Linked DNA regions of Homo sapiens: region 2 is linked to region 1. Evidence: read pairs that join two places in POLR2A ChIA-PET (ENCODE). Cell type or tissue: PC-9. All regions are shown on one strand. Region 1 overlaps COX7A2L (cytochrome c oxidase subunit 7A2 like). Region 2 overlaps EML4 (EMAP like 4).

The links. ChIA-PET counts read pairs that join two places held together with the same protein. Peaks named below come from ENCODE experiments on the same cell type or tissue, not always from the same donor. Only the 100,000 strongest peaks of a DNase experiment are listed, where the experiment ranks them.
Region 2: POLR2A ChIA-PET joins it to region 1 with 6 read pairs; 5 of 35 experiments call an interaction of 5 or more read pairs at or near these places.

Annotation. Positions count from the first base shown.
Region 1 is chr2:42,354,563-42,359,562 of GRCh38, reverse strand. The region is part of intron 1 of COX7A2L (cytochrome c oxidase subunit 7A2 like); the gene reads left to right. Among named protein-coding and RNA genes, the nearest start is that of COX7A2L, 4.2 kb to the left of the region's middle. In PC-9, no CTCF peak of the experiment used is centred here; no DNase peak of the experiment used is centred here; H3K4me3 peaks cover 1,018 bases; H3K27ac peaks cover 968 bases.
Region 2 is chr2:42,179,052-42,184,051 of GRCh38, reverse strand. The region is part of intron 1 of EML4 (EMAP like 4); the gene reads right to left. Among named protein-coding and RNA genes, the nearest start is that of EML4-AS1, 11 kb to the right of the region's middle. In PC-9, no CTCF peak of the experiment used is centred here; no DNase peak of the experiment used is centred here; H3K27ac peaks cover 600 bases.

The sequences.
Region 1 (5,000 bases):
GACTTGTAAGGAAGGAATAGTCAGCAGTGTTGCACTTCTTTTACAGATTATGTGAGAAAATGGCCATTTCTATCATCTGCTTCTATGAAATGTATTCTCCAGTGTATGGATATTAAATGTTACAGTTTGATGAGTTTGGACAAACCCATGTACTGTATAACCACACCTCCCTCAATATGCAAGATGTTACATCATCCCAGGAAGTTCCCTTGTACCCTCTGTCAATCCCTGCCACCTTCTTATTCTGACTTTTATCATCATAAATAGATAGTTTTGCCTTTTTTTGAACTTCATGTAAATGGAACCAGCTCTGACCCAGGCTGGAGTGCAATGGCACAGTCACAGTTCACTGTAGACTCACTCCTGAGCTCAAGTAATCGTCCTGCTTTTGCCTCTGAAAATGTTGGAATTACAGATGTGAGCCGCCGTGTCTGGCTGCTCAAAAAATATTTTTGAGGTTAGTCCGTGTTGTACGTATCAGTAGTTAATTCCTTTTATCCTCTTATTCTTCTGTGGGATTTCATTTTATAAATATATCACAGTTTATTCTGTTGGTGGTAGTAGATGTTCTTTTATTTATTTTTTTAAAATATTTTTTGAGACAGGTTCTTGCTGTGTTGCACAGCCTGATCTCGAACTCCCCGGCTCAGGCAGTCCTGTCACCTCAGCCCCCTGAGTGGCTGGGGTTACAGATGTGTACCACCACACTTGGTTTATGTTCTTTTAATATATCTTCAGCATAATCTAGGTTTTGTTGCTTAGTAAGAAAAAAGTAAATTTTTCGACTAAAAACTGGCATATTGTAATAAAATGGGCGCTCAGCAGAGATTACCTTGCGATGAGTTTGATATAGATAGGGCTTTCAGATTTCTAGTACCTCTCCTCGTGAATCGTGTTTCTCTTGAGAATTTGAACTTCTTAGTTACTTAAAGATTTCTTAAACTATGTTGAAAAGAAGTGATACTGTGTAGGCTTTATATGAATTGTAAATTTCTGAGTGATTGTGACAGGTGCCCTCCCAACTAGGTGCTCTGACTTTGGTAATTAGGAGTACTTCAGCTTTTTCCTTTCCTGGAAACATACGATGAAGATGTTTGTAATTTGTAGTAGTAAGTAAAGTGAATAATTTGCCATGCACTAAATAACATAATATGGAAAAGGTGGTTCTGTAACAATTGCACAGGTAGAGATTTGTAAGTCAGCTTGACAGCAAGCAGTTGGTGGGATGGCATTTTCCATTGGTTGAAAGGCATCTTCCTTACCTTTCTCTGAATTGCGTCAAAAATAAATTGAGGCCAATAAGCACATGAAGATGTTTAACATTTTCAGTTATTAGAGCAAATCACAACCACAATGAGGTACCATTTAGTATCCACCAGAATGCCTAGAATCAAAAAGACAGATGATAACAAGTATTGGTGAGGATGTAGAGAAACGAAACATGTTACATTTGTGGTGGAAATGGTAAAATGACGCAGCCACTTTGGAAAACAGTTTGGCAGTTTGTTAAAAAAGGAAACGTAATTTTACTGTGTGATCTAGGAATTCCTCTCCCAATTAAGATGGCAGAATGGTATTCTAGGTAAAGGGAACTGTGAGAGTGAAGGAAGGGAGGGGGTCTGGAGGAGAAGCATTGGGTAGGTAAGTTTGACTGTGGAGGATGGAGGTAAATCATGAAGGGCCTAGTATGTAAGGACTTAATTTTGTGAGGCACTAGTAGGAAGTTGCAGAGCAACTTGATGCAGAGTTGTGGTAGTTTGTCCTTTCAGATGAGACAGATGTTGGGGATGAGGAGGGAGGGCTTCAGCATGATTGGTGAATTGGTGCTTTTCACAGTGACAGGGTGTTCCTGAATGGGCTTAGGAGTGAATTTTGGACATGATGAGTGTGAGGTGTCAGAAGGACATGGAGGTAGGTGGTGATGTCTAGCTTACCGTTAGAAATAAATAGAGGTCAGGTGCGGTGGCTCACACTGGTAATCCCAGTGTTTCCGGAGGCCAGGGCAGGAGAATTGCTTGAGGCCAGGAGTTTGAGACCAGCCTGGGCAGCAAAGTGAGACCCCGTCTCTAAAAAAAAAATAAGAAAAATTAGCTGGGTATGGTGAAGCGTACTTGTAGTCCTAGCTACTCAGGAGGCTGACGCGGAAGGATCACTTGAGCCTAGGAGATTGAGGCTGCAGTGAGCTGTGATCAATGCGTTGCACTCCAGCGTGGGTGACAGTGTAAGATCTATCTATAAACAAAACAAAACAAAAAGCCAAATGAATTGAGTCACTGCAGATTGAAACTGGTCTCCAGTCCTAAATCACAGTGGAAAAGTTCATACATTTCTATCATTTAAAAATTAAAATTATGGGGATCCTCTTTTCTCTCCACCCTCTTCCCCAAACCTAAGAGGTAGAAGAAAAGGAAAATGTTACAACCAACTTTTAGAGGGAAAATCATGTTTACTTTTCTCTTTAAAAATTTGGAGCAATTGAAATAAACTAGGAAGAACTTAATTACTAAACGTGGTTAAGGTTGAATGGCTCGTAATTAATTTTGGAGGTGGGGCTTATTTAAGCAGCTAAGAGATTCAGTATTAAAAAGTAAAGTATGTGATTTTTCTTGATCTATGGGCCACTTATTTTTAATTTTATTTTGAGACAGAGTCTCTGTCGCCCAGGCTGGAGTACAGTGGCGTGATCACAGCTCACTACAGCCTCGACCGCCTGGGCTCAAGTCATCTTCCCACCTCAGCCTCCTAAGTAGCTGGGACCACAGGTGTGCACCACTGTACCTGGCTAATTTTTTGATATTTTGTAGAAACAAGGTCTCACTACGTTGCCCAGGATGATCTCAAACTCCTGAGTCAAGTGATTCTCCCACCTCAGCCTCCCAAAGTGGTGGGACCACAGGCATGAGCCATTACGCCCAGCCTGTCCACTTTTTATAAGAACAGCTTTCAGTTGTTTTCTTATTGCTATGGGAATTGTGGATGCCCTGCCATCAAATGCCAGTTGATCAGACTTTGTTTCTGAGATACTCAAACCTACACTGTGAAGCTATAGCCTTCTTTAGTTTATTTGAACATTCTGCCTATATTTACTGAATGCGCTTACTCTGCCGGTTGCTTTTCTAAGTCTTGGAATATAGGAGCAGTGAACAAGATGTGCCAAAATCCTGTGCTTGTGGAGCTTCCATTATAGTGGGGGGAGACACAGTAAGCAAAGTAAAACATAGTATGTTAGGTGGTGATAAGTGCTGTGGAGAAAAATAAAGAGGGTAAGTTGTTAGTAGGGCAAGGGGGAGGACATGCAGTTTTTAAAAGGGTGGTCAGAAAGATCTCTCTGAAAAGGTGACTTATGGGGTTGGGTAAAGACCTGAAGAAGGTGAGGGTATAAGCCACGTGGATACCTGGAGAAGATCATTCTAGGCAGAGGGAACATGGCTGTGCCTGGGAGGTTTCAGGATAGCTCCTGAGCCAGGATCACGCCACTGCACTCCAGCCTGAGTGACAAAGCAAGAGCCTAGCTCAAAAAGGAAAAAAAACAGAATGGGCCGGGTGTGGTGGCTCACGCCTGTAATCCCAGCACTTTGGGAGGCCAAGGTTGGTGGATCACCTGAGGTCAGGAGTTCGAGACCAGCCTGGCCAACATGGCAAAACCCAGTCTCTATGAAAAATACAAAAATTAGCTGGGCGTGGTGGCGTGCACCTGTAGTCCCAACTACTCAGGAGGCTGAGACAGGAGAATGGCTTGAACCTGAGAGGCAGAGGTTGCAGTGAGCCGAGATTGCACCACTGCACTCCAGCCAGGGCAACAGAGCGAGATTCCGTCTCAAAAAAAAAAAAAAAAAAAAAAAAAAGAACGTAGGATTTTACACTGTGACTGTTAAATTATTAAACCTGAATAAACATTGGAGGAAAAGTTACAATTTATAACAATTAATGGGATGAGATAATGAGATTATAGGTAACTTCAATTCTATAAACTTTTACAATATTATAAAGGGAAATACGGAATTAATTTAAAATTAAGATGGTTGGTATTCCTGTTTTCAGATGATACTGTTCAAAAACTTTGCTGTAGTTTTGAATCACTGCATGCTTGGACAAACAAATACAATCCCTTCAAAAATACTCTCACATTAGTCCTGTCGAAACATGAATTTACTTTCAAGCCATTTTTGGAGATCCTTGGTAGAAAGAGTTTTTACATTTTTGCATTCAAGAAGAAATTTTTGCATTTCAAGGAGAAAATATGGTGAGCTCACAGAATGATATAAAGGAGTATCTAACATTCTCCATCCAGTTCAAACCATGATTCTTGTTAGCCTTTTGATCTTGATAGTAGAGCCCCTGTTTGCCTCTCTGACTCCTCTGAGTCTCTGTTTTGAGTGTGTTGTATTTCTAAATGTAGGCCAACATCTTACTGACCAAACTTTCTCTTTAAATGGGCTGTTGTTTTTAAGCAATAGTTGATTGGGAGGGTGGGGTGTGAGTTGTGGAATACTTAAAAGCCAGGGCTCTGGACTTGAGAAAGGCCTGAGTTTGAAAACTTGACTTGCTTTTCACTATTTGATCAAAGGCAAGTTATTCTCTCTCCAGTGTTTTCCTCTGAAAAATGGGAATAGTAATATCTTCATAGGGTTGCTGTCAGAATTAAGTGAAGTAATGCATGTGAAATGTTTGACATGATACTGACACTTCACAAGGGTTAAATAGATATTAGCTGCTGTTGGTTTATAACATTAATATCCATGGTGGCTGAGACTGTGGCAATGTTATTCATTGTGTATTTCTAGTGTAGAGCAAGTGATCAGTAATAAATGTTGAATGAATGAATACGTTACAGAAAACAGGCCATGGTTCATTCCCATTTACTGTACTGTGTCAGAAGAAATAGAAGCCAAGTTTACTTTAATGCTTCTTTTTATTGACCTGTTCATCTAGTGCTTGCCTGGTGGGAGTAGCATTGAGGTTTTCAATATCTAATCTTTATAATATGCCCTGTCAATTAT
Region 2 (5,000 bases), 180 kb after region 1:
AACACTTCAGAGCACAGCAAATAGCCCAAATTGCTTTAAGTACCAAAGTAGGTGTTAAAGTCCGGAAAGAAAGAGGGCCAGAAGGTCAAAGAGGTGACCTCATCCTGGTGGTACAACCCACATTTTGCCTCTACCAACACAACCACCCACAAACAGCTGTTTTAAGACCTCCCCAGCATCCTGAGAATTCTCTAGTGACTGGATGTAGGTCCTGAATCCAGATTGATAAACAGTGACCTATAATAATTAACCTGAAAAAAAAGATTTTATTGAAATACAGCCAGATTATTTAATAAGAAAAAAATTCTAAAAATAAAAATATATGTCCAACCATAAAGGTAGCATAGTATATTATTTATACTTGTATACACAGTATTATATTTATACCTTAAATATAAACGATTTAAAAAAAAGGAACTGAGAATGGAAGCCTGCAAAAAGCATATGTGTATTTTATACATACATATACATATACCAAAAACCTATCAAAATCAGATACAGTGACTAAGATGTATGATAACAAAGTAGTCCTAGGACAGCTATCAATGTTGTAACTACCTGTTTTGTATCCCCAAGATTACTTTTCTGTATAATCTGACATAACCATATCCCACACAGGTTGTATCACCACCATCTAAGAAAAAAGGATCATGTGCTTAAAACCGACAATGTACACATCAATTGTTTACACAGAAGCCACTGACCTCCTAACAGTGAATAATTTAATTAAAACTCTTTATTGTCTATCTCCCCTCATGATAATACAAGCTTCATGAGAGCAGGGATTTTTGTTTTGTTCACTGACATATTCCCAGTATGAAAACAATGCCTGGCATGTAGCATTTACTTAATAAATATTTGTTAAATCATTAGATTTCCATTCTGGGAGCTATAATTAGTTTCAGTCACCACTCCGTCACCCAGGTTGGAGCTCAGTGGTGCGATCTCAGCTCACTGCAACCTCCACCTCCCAGGCTCAAGCAATCTCCCCACCTCAGCCTCCTGATACCTGGTATCACAGGAGTGCACCACCATGCCTGGCTAATTTTTTGTACTTTTGGTAGAGACAGGCAGTGGGCTGTGGGGGGGCCTCATCCAATACAACTGGTATCCTTATAAGAAGAGGAAATCTGGACACACAGGCACCAGTGATATGTACACACAAAGAAAAGGCCACATGAGGACACAGAAGATGGCAACCTACAAGCTAGGGAGGAAGGTGTTGTAAGAAATCAAACCTGATGAAACATTGATTTCTGACCTCTAGCTTCCAGAACTGTGAGAAAATATGTTTATGTTGTTTAAACCACCCAGTCTGTGGTAATTTTGTATGGTAGCTCTAGCAGACCAATAGACATGTAAACAAGATTTGGGAAGTGATATAAAATAAATATTTGTGATATTTGGTGGAAAAGCTATAGTTTTCCACTTTTTCATTAAAGCTACTGTTTTCTCTAAAAATGATTAGGTGTCTCCCCTTCCCCCATAGTTCAGTCCTAAAGCTATCAAGGCAGCCAGTGCAAGGCAAGTGTGTAAGGAGGTCATTCTGGCAGAGGAGCAGCACAGTACGGGGTGTCAGTTTAGTGCAGGGTATCAACAACCAGGTGGATGAGAAAGGCAGCCTGGCATAGGATGCTGGAGCCCTGGTGGGATGAGAATGTCGGCACAAGATGAGGGGGCAGCCCAGCACAGGTTCAATCAGAACCTGAACAAGCAAGGAAGCAGAAACCAGTGGAGGGGGGAGGGGGGAGGGATAGCACTGGGAGATATACCTAATGCTAGATGACGAGTTAGTGGGTGCAGCGCACCAGCATGGCACATGTATACATATGTAACTAACCTGCACAATGTGCACATGTACCCTAAAACTTAAAGTATAATAAAAAAAAAAAAGAAGAATTTTTCTACATAAAAAAAAAAAAAAAAGAAACCAGTGGAGACAGGAGATTGATTATGTAGGGGAGGACTCATCAAATAAATAAATACATTAAGCATAATGGAAGCCAGGTTTCTGTTGGGGAAGTAACTATATGTAAAAGGAGGAAACAAAAATTAACCCTACGCTGTTGTAAAAATATAGCTGTAACTATATCTATATATTGCCACACACATATGTACATAAATATATTCCTTAATTTTAACTACTGTGACGAGGACTCCAGCAGCACTGAACACAACTAGCACATAGAGCTTGGTTTCTAAATACCTTTCTCCATAAAAGAACTAGGGCTCCTTGGCAAAAATGGCTGATTCTAGGGCTGGAGCAAAAAGGGCACAAGATGAACCTGGATCATCTTATTGTGTCACAAAACAAGAAAGTCTTCAAAGAATGATGAGAACGTGGCAAAAGAACAAAGAAGACAGTTTAGAGGGGTATCTACTTGCCAAAACAGGGTCAATTTAAGCATCAAAATAAATAGTAATGGACTATAACCCATCAAAAAAATATGAAACCTGGCCAGGCGCGGTGGCTCACACCTGTAATCCCAGCACTTTGGGAGGCTGAGGTAGGTCATTTGAGGTCAGGAGTTTGAGACCAGCCAGGCCAACATGGTGAAACCCCATCCCTACGAAAAATACAAAAATTAGCCAAGTGTTAGTGGCGTGTGCCTGTAAACCCAGCTACTCAGGAGGCTGAGGCAGGAGAATCGCTTGAGTCCGGGAGGTGGAGGATGCGGTGAGCCGTGATCGCACCACTGCACTCCAGTCTGGGCAATAGAGTGAGACCCTGTCTCAAATACAAAATAAAATAAAAATAAAAAAATAAGAAACCTGAGTCCATACAGATATAAACCAATAAACTGAAGGTCTGATGAAGAACTGAATATTTACATAGTTTCAAAGCACATTTTACAAAATAGCTATCAACTACCAGCTAAAACAAGTAAAACAAGAAAAATAATTTTGCAATTACTAAAATTGTAAAATTGTGGGCAAGTCTAGCAGACACCAAGTGATCAGAATGGACATCATCAGTAATGGGATAAATAAAAATTGTGTGCCACCTAATAGGATGCAATGAGACAAACACAGCTTCACTTCTGTGGCATTTCTCCCAAAATTGCATAATTTGAATCTAATCAGGATGAAACATCAAATTTAGGGACAGTCTACAAAACAACTGGAGGGCAACTTTCCAAAGTGTCAAGGTGACAAAACCCAAGGAAGACTAAGGAACTGTTCCATATCAAAGAGACTAAAGAGACATGAAAACTAAATTCAACATGTAATTGTGAACTAGATCTTTTTGCTATAAAAGACATTATTGAGACAATTAGTGAAACTAGAATGGGTCTGAGAATTAGTAATGTATCAACATTTCCTGATTCTGTTGGTTGTAATATGGTTGTGTAGGAGAAAGCCTTACTTACAGGAAATAAACACTAAAATGTTAGAGGGTGATAGGGCATCCATTTAGCAATTTAATTCTCAAATTGTTATAGTGTAAAGAAGACAGGCACTTTCATCACCTCTTGGGCTAGGTAAAGGTTGCAAAGACAGGTCTATAGAGGCCAGGAAAGAAATGACTAAAACAAGCTGCATGTAAGGTAGGGACTGAGGGCACCTGGCACACCACTTAGCACATATACAGACCATCTGGAATGGAATGCAAGTCCAGAGTGGCAAGATCACCCTATTTTTCAATAGAAACCAAACATCCACATTGTTATGTGAAATCTCCCTATTTTTAAAACACTCAAAAGGGCCAAACAAAATATGTCTGTTGGCTAAATCTGAACCACAGCTACCTCTGGTCCAGAGACATGTTTCTCAAACTGAGGCTTAGGGATAAAAGGAAGCCACATGATACATACACGGAACATATTCTTGGAGCCGCAGTTTTATCTCAAGGGTTTGCCTGGAATTTTCTGGAAGACAGGATAGTTCCAATTTTTTTTAATGCCATACTATGAAGTATAATGCAAAGTTCATACAATTTTTTTAAACTTTTCATTTGAAAATGATTCCAAACTCACAGAAAAGCTGTAAGAACAAAAACAGTACCAAGAATATCCACATAGCTTTCACCAAATTAACCTATTATTAACATCTTACCCGTTGGCTTTATTTACACACATGCACATATGCATGCTCTGTCCCTCCCTCCCTCTATATGTACACGTATCTGTGTGTATATATAAAACACATATGGCCGGGTGTGGTGGCTCATGCCTGTAATCCCAGCACTTTGGGAGGCTAGGTGGGTGGATCACTTGGGGTCAAGAGTTCCAGATCAGCCTGACCAACATAGTGAAACTCCATCTCTACTAAAAATACAAAACTAGCCGGGCATGGTGGCATGTGCCTGTAATCCCAGTTACTCGGGAGGCTGAGGCAGGATAATCGCTTGAACCCGGGAGGCAGAGGGTGCAGTGAGCCAAGATCATGCCACCGCACCCCAGCCTGGGCGACAGAGCGAGACCCCATCTCAAAACAAAACAAAAAACCCCCATATATGTATTACCTTTGTTTCCTAAACCATAAGCTATAAACATCATGGACCATTCTCCATAAAAACTTGGGTATGTATTTCCTAAGAATAAAAATATTCTCTTACATAACCTGAAGACAGTTACCAAGTTCAATAAACATTAATGCAATACTTACCACCATCCACATGCCAATTTTGCCAAGTGATCCAATAATATCCTTTATTGTATTTTCCCCTCTATACAAGATCCAGTCTAAAATCAGGTAGTTCATTTAGTTACCACATCTCTTAAGTCTTCTTTAGTCTGGAATGTTTCCACAGACTTTGTCTTTATAATATTAAAAAAAAAAAAAAAACCCAGCTCCCCGACGTTTTAAAAAATAGGATGTTCCCCATCTGGAGTTTAAAATTTCCTCATGATTAGATTCAGGCTATGAATTCATGGCTGAAAAACACTGTAACTGATGTGCTCTTTTCTGGGTATCACATGCAGAGACACACAAATCCATTGGTGATATTTATTTTGATCATGCACACAAGGTGTTGTCTGATTTCACCACCATATTGA